Linked DNA regions of Homo sapiens: all the other regions are linked to region 2. Evidence: chromatin loops called from intact Hi-C (ENCODE). Cell type or tissue: heart right ventricle. All regions are shown on one strand. Region 1 overlaps AKAP13 (A-kinase anchoring protein 13). Region 2 has its middle 49 kb from the start of MIR7706. Region 3 overlaps AKAP13 (A-kinase anchoring protein 13).

Region 1 (8,000 bases), 150 kb after region 2:
ACTCTGACCAAAAACTGCCTTCCTGTAATATGCTCCTCCCTTTAGAACTCAGTTCTTAAGTAGAGTTTGTTTAAATGTATAAAATAAGTTAATGCATTATATGCAGCGAGGTTTTGCATCAGAACCCTGAGTTCTCAATGTTGTGGCAGGTTTAAGTGTCTAGAACACCTTTTAGCTGTTATTTCTATTACTTGCTTTTTTATTTTTGGGGTAAATGATATCTTCTCAGGGAGGCCTTCCCTCAGCACCATGTTTTAAAGGGCATCTCCCTCATTTGCTATTCCTTCTTCTGTTTTATTTTTCTCTATAGAATTTGTTACTGTGTGAAAACTATTTATTTTAATGTTTTATTTACCTGTGTTACCCCTAGAATAATATCTATGAAGGTAGGGATTTTTGTCTGTTCCTTCTGTGCCTACAGAGTCTTGAGGAGTATGGTGTCTGGCACATTGTAGGTGCACAATGACAGCTGAATTAACAATGTCAGGGAGAGTTTGTAGGATGGGGCTCGAGGTATAGGGCAAGTCAGTTTTTAGATTTGAGGTCATTAGCAGGAGATCCTCTTACGATGTGGGGGGAAAAACACACGTTTTAACGTCAGACTGGGTTTGAATCTGGTCTCTCCAACTTACCCTTTGACCTTGGTGTTAAATGATTTAACCTTTGAAAGATCAATTTTTTTCACTAGTGAAATAGGGGAAATAGTATCTTTTTAGTGGGGATTAAATGTAATATCAAATATAATGCTCTGTAAATGTTAGTTTTGTCTTTCCCGTTGTGTGCCAGCATTGTGGAAGTCTGAAAGCAACCTGAATTTACCAGTCTGTTTCTGGAGCCTTCTGGGGTCATTACTTTGATTACTTTTGACAGATACATTCTTTTCAGCAGCCTGTGTTGCCAGCATAACAATGACCTGTCCCTTTGACCAGTGTGAGGGACAGACACTTTGTCATCCCTCTTTTAATCCTTGTATCAGAACAACTCTTACGAGTTCTGGTTTTGAAACATGTTTAGAGGAGTTTATAATTCCGAACAGTTCAGATGACATCAGCCCTTTCTTAGAGCCCTCTAAGTTTGCTCAGCTTCCTCATTCCAGTGTGGCGGGAACCATTCAGTTAAATTGATGTTTGTGGTCTTTACACATAGTCATCCGAAGTTTCTTGCAAATCACGAAACATCAGAGGGCTGCTAAGTCACTAGTTTGTCTCTGTAGATTTCTCTAATCCAGGCTTGTCCAAACCGTGGCCTGCAGGCTGCATGCAGCCTGTGAAGGCTTTGAATGTGGCCCAACACAAATTCGTAAACTGTCTTAAAACATTGGCTGGGCATGGTGGCTTACGCCTGTAATCCCAGCACTTTGGGAGGCCGAGGCGGGTGGATCATGAGGTCAGGAGATCGAGACCATCCTGGCTAACAAGGTGAAACCCCGTCTCTACTAAATATACAAAAAATTAGCCGGTTGCGGTGGCGGGCGCCTGTAGTCCCAGCTACTGGGGAGGCTGAGGCAGGATAATGGCGTGAACCCGGGAAGCGGAGCTTGCAGTGAGCCGAGATTGCGCCACTGCAGTCCGCAGTCCGGCCTGGGCGACAGAGCGAGACTCCGTCTCAAAAAAAAAAAAAAAAAAACACCAAAAAATCAGCTGGGTGTTGTGGCGGGTGCCTGTAATCTCAGCTACTCGAGAGGCTGAGGCAGGAGAATTGCTTGAACCCAGAAGGCAGAGGTTGCAGTGAGCCAAGATTGTGCCACTGCGCTCTAGCCTGGGCGACAGAGCGAGACTCCATCTCAAAAACAAACAAACAAAAAAATTATGAAATTTTCTTTTTTTGCAATTTTTTTTAAAGCTTATCAGCTATTATTAGTGTTAGTATATTTTATGTGTGGCGCAACACAATTCTTCTTCTTCCAGCGTGGCCCAGGGAAGCTACAAGATTGGACGACACTCTTTTAATTTTTGTGGCTTAACAAGGTGTTAATTCCTGTATAAATTTCACTGATATTTCTTCTGCTTGATGCAGGAACACTTGACAAGTTAGTTAAGGTAGATTGGTCCATAAATTTATAGGTTCTTTCATTCCCATGTCCTAGGCAAGTCTGAGCAGGCCCTGGAAAGCTGATTAAAAGGCCAGTGAGCACAGTGAGCTTAATTGTAAATTAAATGGATATTTAATACATTAAGAAGGCACTCAAGCCTTTCAATCTTTCATTTTCATCCATGCTTGCTGTTTGAATCTGATGGGCTTGAAATTGACTTTGTTCTTCTAAAAATGTTGGTTGGTTATTGCTGCCTTTCTCAAGCTTGGTTTTCAGTGTGGATTTCTGCAGATAATTTTTGCACCTAAAAGTACAAAGTCATTAAGTGAAGATAGTCAGGAAGGAAAGAGTGCCCTGAGCCAGGAGGTCTGTTATAGCGCATGGGGTGGACCAGAGAATGAATGGGCATGGGCATGGAGGTGGTTCAGTCAGTGTGGGAAAGCCACTTGCTTGTCAGTTTTCTACTGCGTTGTCCAGCAGAACACGTTGAAGCTTGGGGCCTGCAACTGGTGTGGAGATGATTGCATTTAGGAGGCTGATGTAGATTTTTTTCCCTCTAAGTGTGTGTTAACTGCCTTTTGGTGAAGTCTTGATCCGAGACATACACAACTTGATCTGTGAGGATTGTAATATCGAGATGGTTCTGTTATTTGAGTTAGGCATGGCTAGGCTACCAAGGCATTGCTTTTCAGTCCCAACAGTTGGTCATTTCAATTTCAGTGAGGCTTTTGTGATTTGTTAGAATACAAAGTTTGTTATTTTGTCTGTGTTTTTGCATGTATGAATGACACTTTATACTGTTATTTTGCTGGTTAGTATGTGCCTTCATTTACCTATTGTGAGTAAGAAACTTCCTCAGATCAAATTATAGTAAAGTCACTTGGTTCTGTTTCTCTGACTCTTAAGAGATTGAGATCACTTTATACTCAAACTCAGGGTGTTTGGTAAAGGACCTACCCTTCTGAGCATTTATAGCCTAGATGAAGTCCTGGTCCAATCACCAAGTTAAACTTTTAAGAACATGCTATTCTTAATGTTCAGGAATTCAACCCTGGAAGCCTTCTCTAAATCTTAATGAGATTTTTATGAGAATTCATTTAGTGAACATAACAATCAGGGAATCCAGCTATTAACTTTGAGGAGGGTCATGCCTTTTAGTGGTTAGAGAGGCAAGCTGTAGCCTCCCTTCTCAGAGAAGGGGAATTGAGGAAGAGAGTTCTAGTGGTCCCTTGCAATCCTCCCCTCACTTTCCAGGCTCCCTAGTAAGACTGCAAGAAGTCCCTGAGTAAACAGCATTTTGTGAGTTTGAGGGACTACGTAAAAATGTAAGTGAACATACAATGGTTTTGCTTTGATAACTGTTTTAAATATCCTGTTGGTTGTTGAAACTTCTGTGACAGTGAAGCCTTTTGTCTTTATTTTTCAATCGGAAGATCTTTCTTCCCCACTTGAAAAGATTGAGTCTGGGATCAATTCCTGACCCCGCTTCCTTCCTAAATCTCTTAGTGTATAGCATACAGCTGGGCATATGGTAATCTCGGGCACGGGATTGTACTCACAGAGCTATGCTTGACACCTAGGACTTTAGGTGGCTTATATATTTTCGGTGACAACTTTTAATTTTATTCTCATTTATTCCATTTCTGTTTCAGTGTCCTGGGTCATGAAACTTAATCCACAGCAAGCTCCCTTATATGTGAGTAAATCATGAGATTTCTTATTATTTTGTGTTTATCTGTTCTGCTTACTTGTTATAATAAGCCACACTCTCACATGATAGATCCTCAAGGAAAATTTTAACCATATGTCCATGAATATATTGGTGTAAGACACTTCAGAAATTGAGTTTGATTTAGTAAATACTAAATGGCTAATCTGTGCATGGAAATGAAAACAAATAATACCTGTAAGACTTGAGAGTTAATTTAGTCAGGGTAATAGTATGCATGTATGAAACAAATTGTCCTGCCAAACAGTACTGTAGCTTCTTATTTTTTACCTGCAGTGCATTCCTGTAAAAGTAGTGTGGAGATCCTCCTACTGCCACTGTGATTTACCTTATGTTGCCACTAGGTGGCACTATGTCATTGGCAAGAGTACTGTTTTCTTTAGGACTCATCTCCCTAAAGTGAGGGACTTCCCTCATTCAGTGGGTTGTCATTTCACTTTCTTGATGCTATCCTTTCAAGCACAAAAATTTTCAGTTTTGATAATGTTTTGTTGTTGCTTTTTTTTTTGGCATCATATCTAAGAAGAATTCTTTGCATAACCTAAAGTCACAGAGATTTATTCCTATGTTTTCATCTAGGAATTGTATAGGTTTAGTTAGCTCTTACATTTAGGTATGTAATGTGAGAGTTCATTTTTGTGTATTTTGTAAGGGAAGAGTCCAACTTTTTTCTTTTGCATGTGGATCTCCAGTTGTTCCAGCACCATTTGTTGAAAAGACTGTTCTTTCTCCCATTGAATTGTCTTGGGCATCCTTGTTGAAATTGATCAGAAGTGTGAGGAATTTTTTCTGGACTCTGAAGTCGATTCCTTTCATTTAGGTTGTTTTTGATTTCTTTCAACAGTGTTTGGTAGTTTTCACTGTATAAACTTGGTACTTCCTTGAAATTTGTTGCTTATGGTTTTATTCATTTTGATGGTATTGTTAATTTTGTTATCTTAATTGTTCAGTTCTTTTTTTTTTTTTTTTTTGGATGGAGTCTGGCTCTGTTGCCCAGGCTGGAGTGCAGTGGCGCGATCTTGGCTCACTGCGAGCTCCGCCTCCCAGGTTCACGCCAGTCTCCTGCCTCAGCCTCCCAAGTAGCTGGGACTATAGGTGCCTGCCACCACTCCTGGCTAATTTTTTGTATTTTTAGTAGAGACAGGGTTTTACCATGTTTGCCAGGGTGGTCTCGAACTCCTCACCTCGTGATCCACCCAGCTCCCAAAGTGCTGGGATTACAGGCGTGAGCCACAGCACCTGGCCAATTGTTCAGTTTTTGATTGTTCATTGCTTATATATAGAAATACTGTTGATTTTTGTGTACTGATCCCTGAAACTATAGCCTTGTGTCAGAGATGAGTTACAAACTATAATCTAACTTGTTTGGCCACAGTTTTTAAGTGGATGCCTTAGGATTTTCTCTGTACAGGATCAAGTGATCAGAGATCGTTTTCTTCCTTTCCAATCTGGATGCGTTTTATTTCTTTTTCTTGCCTAATTGCCCTGAGAAGCATGTCTGGTACAACATTGAATAGAAGTGGTGAGCGCAAACATCCTTGTCTTTTCCTGATCTTAAAGAGAAAGCATCCAAGCTTTCACCAGTAAGTATGATGTTGTTAGGTGTGGGTTTTTCACAGGAATCTTTTGTTAAATGAGGACATTCCCTTCTATTCCTAGTTTGACTATTTTTATGATGAAAACATGTTGGATTTTGTCAGGTGATCTTTCTGTGTTGAGATGGCCATGTAGGTTTTTTTCCTTTCATTAATGTGATATATTACATTGACTCAATTAAATAGTTTTTATTTATTTATGGAGATGGGGCCTTGCTCTGTCACCCAGGCTGGAGTGCAGTGACATGATCATAGCTCACAGCATCGTGGAACTCCTGGGATCAAGGGATCATCCCACCTCAACCTCCTGAGTAGCTAGGACTACAGATGTGCGCCACCATGCCTGGCTATTTATTTATGTATTTATTGAGACAAGGTCTTGCTCTGTCACCCAGCCTGGAGTGCAGTGACATGATCATAGCTCACAGCATCGTGGAACTCCTGGGATCAAGGGATCATCCCACCTCAGCCTCCTGAGTAGCTAGGACTACAGGTGTGCGCCATCATGCCTGGCTATTTATTTATGTATTTATTGAGACAAGGTCTTGCTCTGTCACCCAGGCTGGAGTGCAGTGGCGCGACCATGACTCACTGTAGCTGCGATCTCCCAGGCTCAAATGCTCTTCCCACCTCAGCCTCCTGAGTAGCTGGAACCACAGGCATGTGCACCCATGCCCAGCTATTTGTATTTATTTTTTGTAGAGACGAGATCTGACTATGCTGCCCAGGTTGGGCTCAAGTGATCCTTCCACCTCGGCCTCCCAAAGTGCTGGGATTACAGTATGAGCCATCCTGCCTGGCCTGTTTTAATTTTTAGAGATAAGGTCTTGCTGTGTTGCCAGGCTACCTTGGTTGAATTTTTAATGTTAAGGCAACCTGGCATTTCTGAGGTAAGTATCATTTGATAATGCTGCACAATCTTTTTTATATGTTGTTGGATTTGTTTTGAAAGTATTTTGAGGACTCTTGTGTCTATACATAGAGATATGTTCTATAGCTTTCTTGTGATGTCTTTGTCTGGTTTTGAGTATTAAAGGTTTTTGGTTAGGGAACAGTTGTAAATAAGTAGTTGTGTTATACAGAAGGATGGCTTCCCCAAATTTATTCACTTCTTAATCCCTAGAACCTGTGAATATTTACCTTACATGGCAAAAAGAACTTTTCATACTTGATTAAGTTGAGGATCTTAAGATGGGAGCTTATTCTGAAATATCTGAGCTTCCCGTTGTAATTACAGGAGTTCTCATGAGTGAGAGGGAGTATCAGGAGAGTCAGTGGTCAGAGATTTGAAGATGCTACACTGCTGGCTTAGAACATGGAGGAAGGAGCCCATGAGCTACGGAATGCAGCTCTAGAAGCTGGAAATAGCAAAAGAACACTTTCTCCACATAGAGACTCTAGAAGGAACACAGCCCTGCTGGCACCTTGATTTTTAAACAAGTGAAAGTCATTTTGGACTTCTGACTTCCAGAAATGATATATGATAATAAATTTATGTTGTCTTAAGCCACTGAGTTTGTGATAATTTTTTGTAACAGCAGTAGAAAACTAATAGAGTAGTAGTTTGAGAAAATTAGTGATAAAGGATACTTGGGAAGGAAAGGATAAATGCAGTTAGGTCAGTTAGAAACTCTCTGATCTTGCCATCATGGAGCCTGAGAACTTTAGAGTTAGTAAATACTTTAGCTAATATATGCTTCAACCTCTCCCTTTTAGACATGAGGAAACGAGGTCTGAAGATGTTGTGATAAGATGGCACAGCTAATTGGTGGTAAATTGTGAATTGAACCTTTGTTTTCTGGACTTAAGTCATAGAAACCACTGTAAACCTTGTTAAGCTTTAAAAAGTTTCATTCTGTTAGGGAAGCACAGCTCAGTTCTGAGTAACATAGTTAATACACTAAGTGCTTTGTATATGTTTGTGTTTAATTGACTTGAGCAGGCTCTACTGAAGAATACTTCTTTAAACTTCAGGATTCAAGTATGTCCATCAACAGTAATACTTAATGGGGCAATATGTTATCTCCTTTTTAAAAGGAGAGTAACAGTGTATTGGATTCTCAGTGAACTGAGTCAAGTTGCAGGGATTTATGCTGTTTTGGTGAGGAAAAGTAGCTGTTTTATGATGGCTCATTGAGCAGGGTGGTGGGGGAAGTTCTCTGCACCTGGACAAAGAAATAAGCAAGAGAACAAAGACTGTGAAGATTTTCATTTAGATCATATTTGGGATCTGCCAGGGGTGAGTATCATCATTAGAAGGGAGAATATTGCTGCTAAATAAGGAAAAACACTGTACCCGGAGAAGAACTTTTATCTGTCAGTTAAGACAAATAGGCTGGACTCCAAATAAATATTTTAATCAGACTTTGAATAAAGATGTGTCCAGAATACGTTGCAATAGTTAAAAATGTAAGGAAGGTTCCAAAGTGTACAGGTGGCAGTACTGTTGGATGTTTCAATTAAGCTCTTTTAATGAATTATTTTCAATGAAATGTTCACCATAAAATGTGCAGGACCCTGGCCTGAAACTTTGGAGACCAGTAGCTCAATATGGCTATGCCTTGGTTTTCCTGTCTGTTAGCTCTGATTGCATGAGTACAACCTTTATGTTAGGCAAGCTAGTTACATCACTAAGTCGGGTTTT
Region 2 (8,000 bases):
AGTATTTGAATTTTCTCCATCGATTGCCATCTTATCTCTGCCTTTATTGGTCCACCTTCTAATAGCTCCACTTCACTTCCTATTTGCTGTTTTTTCTCTGCTATGGATTAAAAGCATCTGATAAGAACCAAGCCTATGAGCGAGGGCCTGAGTATTTTACCTACAAATCGATTGAGTTTTAGGAGCTGGCCTTTGTCATTTCATTCCTGACAAGTTCTCATGTGATGCTGATGCTGATCAAGGAGCCACACTGTGAGAACTTATTAGAGCTTCCCTAATAAGTCATCTCTACAAATGCAAATATTTCTTCCCTTAGTGCAGGAAGCCAGTTTGAAGGCTTCTAAATATACCTTCGCTTTGAGAGGATGTTTGACCTAAAGGAAAGGATGCTTCCTTTCTCCTGAACAAACCCCTTTAGGGCCCTATTTTCATCTTTGGAAATTTTCTAAGTATTCAGTACAGTATCATATTCCCTGCCCCCAGATTTATGTCACCTACTTATTGGATGGATAAATAAATAAGGGTTGTATAAATGCACATAAATGATTGAGCACTCCCCATAAGCTGGATACTAAGTAGATGTTTTCATCTGTCATCTCCTCTAATCCTCACACACACCTTATGAGCTGGGAATGAATAGCTCATAGTCCAAGCTCAGGAGGGGAGAGTCAATGACCCACTCATTCAAGGTCATAGTAAGTGGCATAGCTGAGATTCCAGCTCAGATCTTCAGACCCCGAGGCCAACGTGCTTTCCATTAGACCACAGTTACCGCCTTATTAAGAGCAAACCAAATGTTGGGGTGCAAGGAAAGATAGCAATTCAGTTTTTAAAAAGACAAATCCACAGCAAGCATAATGGCACCTCCACCCTACACCCAAACCCATGGTAGACGATGTTCTTTCCTGCTGCATATGAACAATCTCAGATCTTTTTCTCTAGAAGCCGGAAAGAATTAGAAGAAGCACAGAATATAAACCCACATGACTTAGCTTCACTTATCTGGAAATTTCACTTGGTGGTGTCTCACTGAGAAACAGTTCACTAAGGGCCAGGTGTGGTGGCTCATGCCCGTAATCCTAACCCTTTGGGAGGCTGAGGCGGATGGATCACCTGAGGTCAGGAGTTCCAGACCAGCCTGGACAACATGGTGAAACCCCGTCTCTACTAAAAATACAAAAATTAGGTGGGCACGGTGGCAGGTGTCTATAATCCCAGCTACTCAGGAGGCTGAGGGAGGAGAATTGCTTGAACCCAGGAGGCAGAGTTTGCAGTGAGCCGAGATCGCGCCACTGGACTCCAGCCTGGTAGAGGGAGACTCTGTCTCAAAATACGTATATATATATATATTTTTTTCTAGCATGAGAATGATGAAACTCTTCTTAAAACATTTTATTTTCTTTTTCCAAATAGTTGTTTCTAACTATAAAAGTAAAACATGTTTATTACAGAAACGTTTGGAAATTACCACAAGTATGAAGAAAAAACTTTCTTTCCCTATGGGGAAGGTAGACATTCTGTAGAACTGACAGATTCTACCTTATCTATCCTACACCAGTAATTCTCAACCAGGGGGCAATTTTGCCCCTCAAGTTGACATCTGGCAATGTCTGGAGGTATTTTGGGTTGTCATAGCTTGGGAGTGCTGCTGGCATCTTGTGGGTAGAGTCCAGGGATGCTGCCAAACAGCCTGCAGTGCACAGGACACTCGGCCTCCTGGTCAGCAAACTGTTAGGCAGCCCAAGATGTCAGCGGCACCACGGTTGAGAAACTGTTTTAGATTACAGCACACGTAAAGGAAGGATTTCTGGTTCCTTGCAGATGTTTGCTGCCTCTCTATCACATTAGTAAAATTAAGTTGAGGGAACTGAAACTGCTGGCTTTGGGTCTGTTTCTGGGTGCGCACACACGAGCTGCAGAAGTCTCACTGGTTTCAGTTATCTCTGGCTGCAGAACTTTTTTGTTTTCTTCCAGCCCAGACGACCTGAAGAAGCATAGATGCTACCCATAGATGAACGTGGCCTTTGGCTCTGCTCACACAGTTTCTCTTTAATCAAAGAAAGACCACAGTAAAGGATATTTACAAGGAAAGGGAAAGTGAAAGGGCGCGGAGAGAAGAGCAGAATCACCAAGGAAAACTCCTCCTACCATGGTCTCTGCAGCCAGCCTCCTTCTCACTGATGTCGGTGTTCTCACGATCCTTTTGCTCCTATTATTTAGTGACCTCGCCACTCTAAGTGTGGTGTCCAGTGCAGCAGAATTAGCACCACCTGGCATCTCCTTAGAAGTGCACAATCTCAGCCCTCCCCAGACCCTCGACTCAAAACTCTGCATTTTAACAAGATGCCCACGTGATTCATCGTATGCACGTTAACATTTGAGAAGCACTGCTCTGAGGTTTCCAAAAGGCAAAATAAAACTGCAGAGTGAACAGCTGCAAAACAGATGCAAAGTTAATCACGTGGGATCACATACGACTCCTCCAGGGGATTTATGACTCTCTGTGGATGGTAGCTGGTAATACAGAAAACAGAAATTTGAAGGAATATGTGGAAAAAAGTAAATGCTGTGCTGCAGCCCTTTGAGTGCCCTAAAGGGATTCACCTTGAGTTAGAGGAAATGCCGTGCCTAACCCCTGAAATAGTTTCATGTACCCTATGAGAGCTCAAGTGTTTGGTGCTTTTGTTTGGGGGGTTTGTTTGTTTTCATTAGGGAACAGAGAATTTATACTGGTGTTCCATGAAAGAAGAGAGATCTATTTGATTAGTATTTCCAACATAGCATTCCACAATACCAAAATTTGTAAGAGGAGTTGATATACGTTTTTAAATAACCTAGAAAATAAGTTAAGGCGAATGGGTCCGGTTCAACTTCAGGTCTGCTTTCAACCTACTCAAATTGGATTGATGTTGTTCATTCAACAAATATCAAGTCTCAGGATCTGTGCAAAGAAGAACTTCAAGGAAAGCAGCCACTAACAGCTGCAAACCCCTGCCATCGCTGCAGACAGCCCATGACAATCGAGGTGGGGAACAGATCTGCTGGGGAGGAGGGTAGGGCCGAGGGCGCAGCTACAGGAAGGAGCAAGGGGGAGTTCTGCACGCCCTTGTGGGTTAGGAAGCTGAGCTCACTGCAGAAATCAGCCTGGTCCTGAACCCTGGACCTGAGCTGCGTGGGGTACAGGTTCAGTCTGACTCATGCACTGGCCTGCGGAACAGACCACAACTCTGCCTGGTGAAGGTTTTCAAAGAACCATGTCAGCAAGTCCTGCTGCCTCCTCAGGCTCCGGAGCTGTGGCCCAGTTTAAGGTGAACAAGTCCCACAAGTCCCACAGGTCTGACTCCCATGACCATGTCCGGAAGCAGCCGCTAGAGGCTGCACTTGGTCCCTTCAAGGAAGAAACGAAAGGGCCTGAGCAAATTTGCAGCTGGCTTTGTTCTGCCTGGAACACTCTGTTCTTTCCTCACATCCTCCCGCCCCGCTGAGGGCTCTCTACACAGGCCTGCAGGAGATCACATGCCAGCCTGGAAGTTAGAGCACCCCGGGGCCTCTAAGTTACCAAGGGAGAGCTGGATGTGCCAAGTGGCCTCCTAAGGGACACTGCCTGGGGGCAGAAGGTTTTGGTTCTCTGATGAGAGGCAACTGTCCTCTGACTTCACTAGGATTCTGAAGCCCAGAGAACCGATTCAGAGAGAGGGCAATCGAGCGAGATGGAGACAGAATGGACCCAAATACTGTCCAAATGTTCAGTGTTCAGTGAGCCGGCTTCTGTCACAGTGAGGTACCTGAGGCGGGGACTGCTCCCCGGGAGGGTGAGTGGGAGTTGACTCTGCAGGGGGAGCTGAGTGGGGAGAAATCAATCAAGCAGAAAAGTGAAGCAGAAGTTTCTAGAGGCTTGCCCCACCTACCAGAGGAGTGTTCAGAGGTGCTTGAACTCTTAAGGTCACTGGACATTTTTAACTGGGGTGAGGACTCGGACAGATTCACAACAAGGCAAGCAGCAGAAAGTGGCTCCTGAAGTGCTTCTTGAGAAATGTGAGCCAACACATGACAATCACACACAACACCTGAGAGATGCTGGCATTGCTATAGGGAAGGGGTATGACCCACCCTTTGGGAGCACCCATTCCCCCTACCCCGCCCCGCTCTGTGTTTAGTGCTTTCTACGTTCCATTGTTAGTGATGTTCAGTGACCTCACAGCCCGGTGGGGCAAATATAAATATCCCCATTTCTCTAATGTGGAAAGTAGGACTGGAAGAGGTTAAGTAACTTGCCAGGGTCAGCTGGTAACAATGACAGAGCTATGATGCTTGTTTGTTTGATTTGGCTTGTAATCAGGTAATATAGTCATATGATTCAAAAATCAAAACCGTAGAAAGGGGGCCAGGCGCGGGGGCTCATGCCTGTAATCCCAGCACTTTGGCAGGCCAAGGTGGGCAGATCACCTGAGGTCAGGAGTTTGAGACCAGCGTGACCGACATGGTGAAACCCCATCTCCATTAAAAATACAAAAATCAGCCCGGCGTGGTGGCATGTGCCTATAATCCCAGCTACTGGGGAGGCTGAGGTAGGAGAATCTTTTGAGCCCAGGAGGTAGAGGTTGCAGTGAACCAAGATCATGCCACTGCATTCCAGCCTGGGTGACAGAGCATGACTCTGGCTCAAAAAAAAAAAAAAATCAAAACTGTAGAAAGGTATACAATACAAAGTCTCCTGTCTGCTGACCCCCGGATTGTCAGTTTCCCCCATCTGTCTCCTTGCCACAAACACAGGTAACCACCATTTGTTCCTTGTATACTTTTAGGATTTCTTTTTTGTTTGTTTGTTTGAGACAGAGTCTCTCTCTGTCGCCCAGGCTGGAGAGTAGTGGCACTATCTCAGCTCACTGCAAGCTCCACCTCCTGGGTTCACGCCATTCTTCTGCCTCAGCCTCCCAAGTAGCTGGGACTACAGGCACGTGCCACCACGCCTGGCTAATTTTTTGTACTTTTAGTAGAGACGGGGTTTCACCGTGTTAGCCAGGATGGTCTCGATCTCCCGACGTCGTGATCCGCCCGCCTCGGCCTCCCAAAGTGCTGGGATTACAGGCATGAGCCACCGCGCCCGGCCACTTTTAGCATTTCTTTATGCATATTCCAGTTAATAGAGTACAAAGTCTTATTTTTCTCCATTTTTACACAAAACATGGCATACCGTGCATACCGTTCCATGCCTTGCTTTTTTTTCTTTCAGCACATAAAGAGCTTGAGATCAACAAAATATCTTGAGATCTTTTCATTACCAGCACATAAAGAGCTTCCTCATTCTTTTCATTTTGCAGCTGCACAATATTCCATTGCATGGACATACCGTAATTTAATGGAGCAGTCTTCTGTTGGTGGACATAGGGTTGTTTCCCGTCTTTTGCTACTATAAACAATGTTGCAGTGAATAACCTTGTACCAGCATCATCATGCACATGCCAGAGCCAGGAGCCCACATCTATCTGGATCTAAATCGTCTAGGTTCTCTCTACCCCAAAGCTGACACAGGACTGATCATATGCCAGCTTTGGTAGATAAATGCTCATATCTCTCTTCCCACTCCCACCCTCTATCTTCCTATTTTCTTTTCCTGTCTGTTCATATTTGAAACAACTACAAAGACTCCAGACGGAGAGTTCTTGCCATTTTATCTCTTTCTGTGGTTGCTTTGCTTCATTCTTTAAATACCGAGTCTGACTGTAACTGGGCTGTACCAGAGACAAAATCTACAGATGTTCTTCTGCATAAACATGGAATTTCAGCTACCAATGGGATCACAGTGTCTCATCCATGTGCCAGGGAAGTGCAAATCCTGCATACTGTAGCCCACAACAGGCTTGGATCCCAGCTTAGAACTGGAAAAAGACCTGCTAGAGGCAGCCTGCTGCTACGGAAGCCAGCATTTGTCTCCGTTTCTGGCTGTTGACCTAAAGGGACATTAAATGAATAGTGACAACATTAGGCAGGTCCAAGAAAGTCTATCTCTGGGAAAGAGAAAATCCATCACCCAAACTTTCATCCTTGTCATCTGTGGTCATTTTGTCATTATCTATCTATCTATCTATCTATCTATCTATCTATCTATCTATCTATCTATATTTTTTGAGTCAGAATCTTGCTCTATTGCCCAGGCTGGAGTGCAGTGGCACAATCTCTTCTCACTGCAAACTCCACCTCCCGGGTTCTAGCAATTCTCCTGCCTCAGCCTCCCTAGTAGCTGGGAGTACAGGCACCCCCCACGCCCAGTTAATTTTTGTAGTTTTTTTAGTAGAGACGGGGTTTCACCATATTGGCCAGGCTGGTCTCGAACTCCTGACCTTGTGATCTGCCCGCCTTGGCGTCCCAAAGTGCTGGGATTACAAGTGTCAGCCACCGCACCTGGCTTATCTATATTTATACCTAGATTTTCAGACTCACCTTTTTGGCTTTTTATCCCTCAAAATAAGATTTGGCAATTAGAGAACTCTAAAATAAATAAATAAATAAATAAATAAATAAATAAATAAAACTGGACGTAGGTTGTTTTTAGTCATGTGATTCTGACTATCGCCTGCATGGTGGACTGAGAGATGGGTTCACTCTGTTTTGGAGACATTTCCACTGGACTGCTCTTTCTTGAGCACTTACTGCATACCAGTTGCTCTGTTGATGAAGGATATAAGGCCCAGGTGCTCCTCTCCAAAAGCAGATTCAGACACTTACCAAATATTTTCAAGGCAGAAAGAGACATCACTTCAAAGTAATATGGGCTATGATATAGGTAGAGAAGCATGCCCGGGATCTCCTTGAGAGGGGGTACTTAGCCTAGACTGGGGAGAGAGAGGAGGAGAAGCAAGCAGTTCAGGGAGGCTTAAGATGCTTGAGGCCGGGCACGGTGGCTCATGCCTGTAATCTCTAGCACTTTGGGAGGCCAAGGCAGGTGGGTCACAAGGTCAGGGGTTCGAGATCAGCCTGATCAACATGGTGAAACCCCCTCTCTACTAAAAATACAAAAATAAGCCAGGTGCGGGGCCGGGCGTGGTGGCTCACACCTGTAATCCCAGCATTTTGGGAGGCCGAGCTGGGCAGATCACGAGGTCAGGAGATCGAGACCATCCTGGCTAACACGGTGAAACCCTGCCTCTACTAAAAATACAAAAAATTAGCCAGGCATGGTGGCGGGCACCTGTAGTGCCAGCTACTCGGGAGGCTGAGGAAGGAGAATGGCATGAACCAGGGAGGTGGAGCTTGCAGTGAGTCAAGATTGAGCCACTGCACTCCAGCCTGGGCGACAGACTGAGACTTCATCTCAAAAAAAAAAAAAGTGGGGTGTGGTGGCGCATGCCTGTAATCCCAGCTACTCAGGAGGCTGAGGCGGGAGAATTGCTTGAACCTGGGAGGCAGAGGTTGCAGTGAGCCGAGATTGTGCCACTGGAAAAAAAAAAAGATTCTTGAGTAAGCCCTGAGGAGCCAGCAGGAGGTGCTCAGGCAGGAAAGGTAAACAGCATGGCCAAGAGCAAGGGCCAGAGCAAGGAAATAGTCGCCAAAATGTAACTTATTTTTCTAAACACCGGAAAAATGAAATAGCAAACTAGTAGCCCACATGAAGCAAATTTCAAGGGGGAAAATGGAGATAAAAATTCCTTAAATATCAGCCGTTCCTCTGATCTTTTAGACAGGTCGTCAGTAAGAAGCTCACCCTGATCCTCTCCACCAACCTCGGGAATGCTTTAGCAGAGAGGGTTCCAGACGAGCTTCCCACAACGGACTCAGCCCTTCTGTTTCTTATCTCTGACCTTTGACTGTTTTCTGCTAATTACAAGGAAGGCCTGAGCTTGCATTTTTACAACTGCCGCCAGCACTCAGAACTCATACAATCCCTCTGTATTTCCTTCCAGCTGTTGACTATCAAAAGACAAGTCAATAGCCTCCTGGAATCCTGTAGGATGGTCCGTTTTCCCTAGGAATGGGGATACCATGGAAAGACTGCAAAGCCC
Region 3 (8,000 bases), 84 kb after region 2:
AAGGTGAACTAACTGCTTTTTTTTTTGAGATGGAGTCTTGCTCCGTCCCCCAGGCTGGAGTGTAGTGGCACGATCTCGGCTCACTGCAAGCTCCGCTTCCCGGGTTCACGCCATTCTCCTGCCTCAGCCTCCTGAGTAGCTGGGACTACAGGCGCCCACCACCACGCCCGGCTAATTTTTTGTATCTTTCGTAGAGACAGGGTTTCACCGTGTTACCCAGGGTGGTCTCGATCTCTTGACCTCGTGATCCGCCTGCCTCGGCCTCCTGAAGTGCTGGGATTACAGGCGTGAGCCACCGCGCCCGGCCAACTAACTGCTTTTTTAAATGAAACTCCATTTTTATTTGAAGGGAGGACTTTGATAAGCTGTGGTTATCCAGAAATTGGTTATTTGGCAGATACCTTCTTGAAAATAAAGCAAGCCTTTACTTCAAGGAAGTAGTGGAGTCTTTGTTGCCAGTGATAAAATTTGAGTTTGCAAGTGAAAATCAGAAGTTTGGAAAATATGTATTCGCCACCATGAGCTTGACAGCTTTTCAGTATTTAAAAGCTTTATGAGTAAAGTAATGATATTAACAAATGTGATTTTTGATATTGTATAATGAAATGTATCTACATTTGGAAGATCTGCATAACTCAAGGAACCAGTATTTTCACAAATGATCAATGTATGATGTTACAGCAAAAATCATGCTTGGGTAAACGATTCATTCAAAGTGAAAGACCAGTCACTTTTAATGTAACAGAGTACAAAACGGTCATTGATACAGTTTCAGATTTCACATTGTGACTAACTCTTTAAGAAGCTACCACTTGTCAAGTTTTGGTGTAACATGGAAAAAGAATATTAACAACTATCCCAAAAGACTATTAAAATACTACTCCTTTTTCAAATTGGGTATCTATTTGAGGCAAAATTTTAAAAATGTACTTCCCCAAACAGTGTAACCGTTTGAATGCAGAAGCAGATAGGAGAATCCAGCTGTCTTCTATTAAGCCAGACATTAAAGAGATTTGCCAAAATGTAAAACAGTGCCACGTTCTTATTTTTGTTTTGTTTTGGAAAACATAGTTATTTTTCATAAAAGTATGTTTATTTGTAATGAGTTCATGGAATTTTAAAATGAAGTAATATTTTATAAATTTTTCAGTTTTAATTTCTAATACAATAAAGTACCAATAAATATAACCCACATAACAAAAGCTCTTTGGGATTCTCAGTTTTTAAGAGTAAAAAGGAGGGAGCTCAGGCAACCAAGAACTTTCAAACCACTGATTATAGCTTACAATGGATTGAAATAAGCTGATCCTCATGAAATACTTTAGTTTCTTATTTGAAAATCTTTATAGAAACAACACAGAGGAAAATAATTAGTATCTGCTTTCATAATGCTGAGTTATATTTATTGGGCACTTAATATGTGCCTGACACTGCACTGAACACCGTACCTATATTATCTCCTCTAACCTTTATCTTATCCTGCAACGTATATATTACCTTAGTTTTACAAATCAGGGGGCTAAGGCACTGGCGGGTCAAGTAATTGGCCCAAGCTTATTTAAGAGGTAAGTAGTAGAGCTAAGTTTTAGACTTAGTTTAAGTTGAAATTGAAAGCCTGCGCTTTTCATCAGGATGTTCTGCTGCCTCACAGAAAAGTTTGTAAGTCGGCACTGTGTCCGCACTGCTAATTGATCCTTAGGGAAAAGTGCAGAATGCTGTTGTCTGAAGATTGTTGATGCAAGGTTGAGCAGTGGCTGAAGATCCTGCGCATGTTTTCTTTTTATCCCAGGTCACGTAGTCTTGTACTGTTTTGTGGAGCTGGATCTTTAGAAGGTGGTTCTTTCAGAACTTCAGAACAGACCGTAACTGGAAGACTGTGGGCTTAGTTTCTTATGGTTACTAGTAGTTAGTATGTGAATCTAGCTCAAGGTTGGAGAGATTTTTCAGGATGGCTGTAGTTCAGTTGTCGTTGCTTATGCTAGTTCTTTCATTTCATTCAGGGGTATAGAAACTTTAGATTGTCTGAAAATGTTATTTTCAGGAGTTTTCCCATTGGGAGACAAGGAAGTGGGGATGGAGTTGAAGTCAGGTGAAGGTGAAGAGAATAGCACCATTGCCCTGACCCCTGGCTTTTGGGTTATTGTGCTGCAAGCATCAGGTGACTGAAAAAGCAAACATGAAAGTAGAGATTCAGAGAGGGGAAGTGACTCAACCCAGGCACCCTGCACAGGAACATGTGTCATCACGGTTTCAGCTCCGGACGGTGAGATCGCAGTGTGTTCTCAGGCCCTTGTTAGGATTCTTAGCACAATAGTTGTTTCTGCTTGGTGGGTTTGTTGATTGAGAGCGCCTCAGAAGCATTTATATTCACAGTATCCCACGTGCCCTACTAACTCAACTTTATATTACATAGACAGCTACTTTAAAATTGTCTTGGTACATGTATTTTGAAATTTATATGAACAGCTTTATTTACATTATCCATTATACTCCTCTATTAAAGAATATATGTATATTTTAATTATACTTTTTTATACTCATTCAACTTTCATTGTTTTCTCCAACCTTTTTTACCACCTCAGTGGAAATGGAAATGAGAGTACCTGTTATAGCCTGAAAAGCAGAGGAAAAAAGGTGTAACTCTTTTTAAGGTTTTTCGTCATGTTTAACTTATGTGTTATTCCCAGATTTTTCTCCGATGTTCATACTGTCTCTTGAAACCAGTCTTCCTTTTTTTCAGCACTATTGTGGCCTGTGTATAATTGGTACTTGTCTTTCAGATTTGTATTCTGTAAACAGGCTTTGACGGGGCAAATTTAAACTGTTGTAAAGATTGCCTATTCATTTCTAATACATGTTTTGTGGTAGAATTGAATTGCTGATTGTGTGAAGGGTTTTTGAAAATGAGGGACAAACAAAATGAGAACTTATGAATAGTAGCACAGTAAAAAAAAATCCAAGAGGAATAAGACCACCGTGCTTTCTTTTTTCACTTCTGAACTAGTCAATAGCTTTGTATTCTGGTGATAATTAACAAGGTTTCTATACATACACAAAAATGAGGGGTAGTGAGATTTAGATGATGATATAGAGAATGAAGATGGGAAAAAATCCTCTTGGTATTAATACATATGGTATAGGTACAGAGTGTTCCTTTATGTGTATAATTTGAAAAGGGTGAGGGAGCTCCAAAATAAGATAAGGAAGTTGGTAGACTACATGTTTTGTTAATTCTTATGTTAGAGTGCCTTCTCCTGGTGTGGATGCATTTCTAAGATGAATAGTTAATTTGTTCTTGTTTCTTTTTCAAAGTCTCTTTGAGCAAATGACAAATTGAGATGTCCTAGCTTTAAGGAGAGACCATTGACATTTGCCTAATGCCTTCTCTTGTCTTAGGCTTTGCCTTGTATTAAAGAAGTATATGACTGGATGTGACTAAAATGGTCTGGGAGGAGGGTTAGTATTCTGTTTTCTAAAATGGATTCTGGGATTGTTATATGCAATTGGTGCTTTAGGATGGGAGAAAATCACCTAAGTGTAACTTCAGAATGTGAGAAAGTGTGACCTGTCAACTGTTTTGGTTGGGTTTTCTATGTTGGAGTGGTTTGTTTCTTAAATTTTGCTCTCAGGTTTGGGGTGGTAGTGAAGTTACTCTGAAAATTCATAATTTTTCTATAATTAGTAACAGCATCCCAGGAGTTTCAGAGGGAAATACCTTTAAAAAAAAATGAGATGTGACAGCACGCTGCCACGCCGACGCAGACCCCGCTCTGCACGCCAGCTCGCCCGCACCCCTCATGGCCACAGTTCAGCAGCTGGAAGGAAGATGGCGCCTGGTGGACAGCAGAGGCTTTGATGAATATGTGAAGGAGCTAGGAGTGGGAATAGCTTTGCGAAAAATGGACACAATAGCCAAGCCAGATTGTATCATCACTTGTGATGGCAAAAACCTCACCATAAAAACCGAGAGCACTTTGAAAACAACACAGTTTTCTTGTACCCTGGGAGAGAAGTTTGAAGAAACCACAGCTGATGGCAGAAAAACTCAGACTGTGTGCAACTTTACAGATGGTGCATTGGTTCAACATCAGGAGTGGGATGGGAAGGAAAACACAATAAGAAGAAAATTGAAAGATGGGAAATTAGTGGTGGACTGTGTCATGAACAGTGTCACCTGTACTCGGATCTATGAAAAAGTAGAATAAAAATTCCATCATCACTTTGGACAGGAGTTAACTAAGAGAATGACCAAGCTCAGTTCAATGAGCAAATCTCCATACCGTTTCTTTTTTTTTTTTTTTCATTACTGTGTTCAATTATCTTTATCCCAAACATTTTACATACAGCTATTTCAAAGTGTGTTGGATTAATTAGGATCATCCCTTTGGTTAATAAATAAATGTGTTTGTGCTAATAAAAAAAATGAGATGTGTATATTGATGATTATCTTTTAAAAAATAATGGGAGGTTTATGAGAGAGCTGGTGCACTTAAAGCCTGGTGGTTCAGTACGCATAACCCCTAGAGCTCAGTTTTCATGGATCAAGGCAGATTTGTAAATAGAAGAATAATGAGTCAGTATGGTAAATGTCAATGGGAAGATTCGAATGAAGTGAGATGGGAGCACAGAAGGATGGAGCAACTATATTTGCTTTGAGGAGTCAAGGAGGGAAGGACATTCTAAAATTTTGAGAGCATTAAAGAATAGGTTACTCTTTTATAATTGTAGAGTTTATTGTACTATGTATTTGCATAAATGGACACATAATATTTAGTTAAATACCTCTATTCATTGTGCAGTTTATGTTTAGCACTGTGCCAGGTTCTTGGGGAAGGAGTTAAAAAATAAAAGATGTCCTGTTTCAGTACTTTCTTGGGAGTGGGGCTACTATGTGAACAGCTTGAGTAACATTTTGTTCAAGACTCAGTTGTGGGTAGCCAGGTACTGTGGTGGACTGGTGCTTTTGTTAAGTCTGGTTTTTTTCCTCCCTGCTGGTAAGCCACTTTAGAAATGATCAGTTTCATTAATGTAAAGTCATATTTTATACCTCTACGCACTAATTCCCGTGGACATGACTGGTAGCTACGATAATTTTTGGGACTCCAGTGGTCAATGAGTATGTCTCAGGTACTTAATTTCTTCCATGGCTAACTAGTTTTTAGTGGGCAAAAGGAAATTTGAGAGAAGCTGCATAATTTGCTTTAACTTGCAGGGTGTGTTAAGTATTGAATCACATCTATTATGATTATGGAATTTTGGTGTGTGTTTGAATGTCAGAGATAGTGTTAAGGTCAGAATTCTGCTGAAAACTGACCCATCTGAAAACCAGTATGTTCACTCCATTCCACTCTTCAGCAAGGCCATAGTTTCCCTATCATGGTTCATTTCTCCTTTTCCCTGCCCATTAAAGGTAGCAAATTTTGGAGGTTCTTACACATTTGGGGTTCTTAAAATTGTTCTGTAATGTGTAAGCTCGGCTGTCCACAAATGATTATAGGATTGACATTTGTTATTTGGTGGAGTTTGATATATTAGAGTAATATAAATGTGTTATGCTTCAAAATGAAATACGGGATTTTTATTCACTAGTTTGTCTTTGTTTCATTCCTTTCCAAAAGAAAATTAATGCTTAACTTGAACAGCTGATTTTTTGCATTGTTTCCCTTAAAAGCTTGCTAGCATAGGAACAAAAGGTAACTTTTTTCTTTGCCTTTTATTGTTTTCTGATTGTTTGATATTAAGTTTTGGATTGATATTAGAAATATTAATAGTTTATCCTAGGCAGGAGCCAGCTTTCTTTAATATGTGCCAGATGAGCTTCCAGTAGTTTTTAGACTTTGAGATTTTAGAAACCTCATTTTCAGGGATGGGTGACTTCACTGCTTTTTCTTTGTCTTAATTTAAAATTGGTATGTATGACCAAAGGAATCTTTCTGATACTCACTGGTCCTTTTTGGTGGAATCGAAATAGCGTATGAGCAATGGGCGTTTAAGTTAGAAAATATTCGTTTATGTAAAAATTAACCAGAAATTACTGGAATGTAGTATTGGTCAAGGTTGTAGAGTCAAGTTAATCAGTATGATTAATGGGTATTAGGAATGGAAATGTTGCAATGTAATGACAAGTCATGAATTGTTAAAAGAACAATCTGTTGTTAGCCCATTGATAAACTTTGTGAGATACTTATTTGAGAGCAAAGTTTGAAATCTTTCTTTTGCCGATTAAACATGACTGTCATTTTGCCATTTTCTGCTGTATTCCAACCATTACGTTCTAAGTGCTCATTTATCCTCACCAGGAGCCAGTGAAGAAGGCGACATTATTCTAGTTTTACAGATGGAGAAATGCAGCTTATGTATTAAGCAGCTGATCAGGCAGCACAAAACCAAGGAAGTTATTAGTACTGGTAATTGAACCTAGATTTGTCTGGCTCCAGTCCAGTACTGTCCAGTAGAAGTATAATATCAGCCACTAGGTAATTTAAAATTTCCTAGTTGCTACATTAAAGGAGAAGTTTATTTTAATATTTTAATTCAATATATAAAAGTTCATTTTGACGTAATTATAAAATTGAGATATTTTACATTTTTACATTCTTTTTGTACCATCTTCATTATTTATTATTATTATTATTATCATTATTATTATTATTATTATTATTCTGAGATAGGGTCTGTCCCTGTTGCCCAGGCTGGAGTGCAGTGGCAGGATCATAGGTCACTGCAGTCTCAATCTCCTGGGCTCAAGGGACCCTCCTGCCTCAGCCTCCCGAGTAGCTGGGACTACAGGCGTGCGCCACCATGCCTGTCTAATTATTTTATATTTTGTTTTGTATAGACAGGGTCTCACTTTGTTGCCCAGGCAGGTCTCTAACTCCTGGGCTTCAGACGATCTTCCCATCTTGGCCTCCCAAAGTGCTGGGATTACAGGGGTGAGCCACCATGCCTGGCCTTTTGTACCATCTTCAAAGTCAGTGTGTGTATTTTAGATGTATAGCACATCTCAGTTCAGGCTGGCCACATTTCTTCAAGTTGAAATGTGGCTAACCCAAATTGAGATGTGGCTGGTGGCTCTATAATGGGATTGTGTAGCCCTGATACCTGTGCAGTGGCCAGTACTATAAGCGGTAAAGAAACCAAGACTTCGGTTTTGCATGTTGTTGAATTATTTAAGCTTGTAGCATATAATTATAGCCACTAGTTTAATAAAATCAGTCATGACAAAAAGTGATAAAGTAGCCTTGTCATAATGCAAATATTTGGTTGTCTTTCCCATATTTACAATTTTTACTTCTCTGAACAGGAGATGATGTAGGTTAAAATAAAATATTTAAGTAGCATTTAAAAGGCAAATAATTGCATTTAGTCTAGAGATAAGGAATCAATCGCATAGTTATCATTAATAATAAAGACCACAAGTGGCTAAGACCACTTTAACCACAAAAAGGAGACAGTTGAAATATTGTACATGGGTTTAAGTATAGATAATTAAATTCAGCAGTCTGCTTATAGTACCTGCTGTGTGCTGGGCATTGTTTAGATGTTCAGATGTTAAAATAAGAAATGGATTCTGTGCTCAAGGATGCCACCCTTAAGGGTTTAATTAGAGCCATTATTTCCAGAACCATTAATTAGAACCATTATTTCCAGAAAAATTTGGTGGTGATGGGAAGAGTCTTTGTATATTTTTGAACATTCCACAGTGGACACTGTTTGCTTTAAGTATAATCTTTGTATCATATCATCATAGGATTTGTAAAATTTTCAAACTTCTTTGCAAGTACTTTGCAAACTTCTTTGTATGCATTAAAAGAATGCGTGGTTCTGAGAGATTTAATTATGGCAGCCTCAGGGCCACTTTATAAAATGCTCTCCTTTTGATACTCTGTGAGTTGCCATTATGTTGCCCCATTTCTATTCCTGGTAAAGACTCACCGATCATACTGATGAACTTGATCTGCATTTTGGACTGAGCTTAGTCATACAAGTAACGTGGCCGC

What was found. Hi-C counts contacts between places; a loop is a spot of excess contacts. Peaks named below come from ENCODE experiments on the same cell type or tissue, not always from the same donor. Only the 100,000 strongest peaks of a DNase experiment are listed, where the experiment ranks them.
Region 1: a loop joins it to region 2, with 2.8 times the contacts of the local background. A loop is called at or near these places in 21 of 110 quality-filtered maps.
Region 3: a loop joins it to region 2, with 7 times the contacts of the local background. A loop is called at or near these places in 43 of 110 quality-filtered maps.

Annotation. Positions count from the first base shown.
Region 1 is chr15:85,482,026-85,490,025 of GRCh38, forward strand. It overlaps AKAP13 (A-kinase anchoring protein 13), which reads left to right. Exons shown (of 37, transcript NM_007200.5): 2 at 3,685-3,728. The coding sequence starts at 3,696. Among named protein-coding and RNA genes, the nearest start is that of AKAP13, 110 kb to the left of the region's middle. In heart right ventricle, a CTCF peak has its summit at 4,116 (motif pointing right); a DNase peak (open chromatin) is centred at 4,098; H3K27ac peaks cover 1,379 bases.
Region 2 is chr15:85,327,930-85,335,929 of GRCh38, forward strand. No RefSeq gene overlaps it. Among named protein-coding and RNA genes, the nearest start is that of MIR7706, 49 kb to the right of the region's middle. RefSeq lists enhancers at 1,658-1,847, 1,908-2,237, 2,439-2,608, 3,291-3,370, 3,461-3,770. In heart right ventricle, a CTCF peak has its summit at 3,364; DNase peaks (open chromatin) are centred at 1,766, 2,207 and 3,362; H3K4me3 peaks cover 1,160 bases; H3K27ac peaks cover 7,112 bases.
Region 3 is chr15:85,411,430-85,419,429 of GRCh38, forward strand. All of the region lies in intron 1 of AKAP13 (A-kinase anchoring protein 13), which reads left to right. It also overlaps the pseudogene FABP5P9. Among named protein-coding and RNA genes, the nearest start is that of AKAP13, 35 kb to the left of the region's middle. RefSeq lists enhancers at 1,213-1,714, 1,668-2,867, 1,715-2,214, 2,089-2,383, 3,723-4,222. In heart right ventricle, CTCF peaks have their summits at 2,117 and 3,241 (motif pointing left); a DNase peak (open chromatin) is centred at 2,242; H3K4me3 peaks cover 2,026 bases; H3K27ac peaks cover 4,865 bases.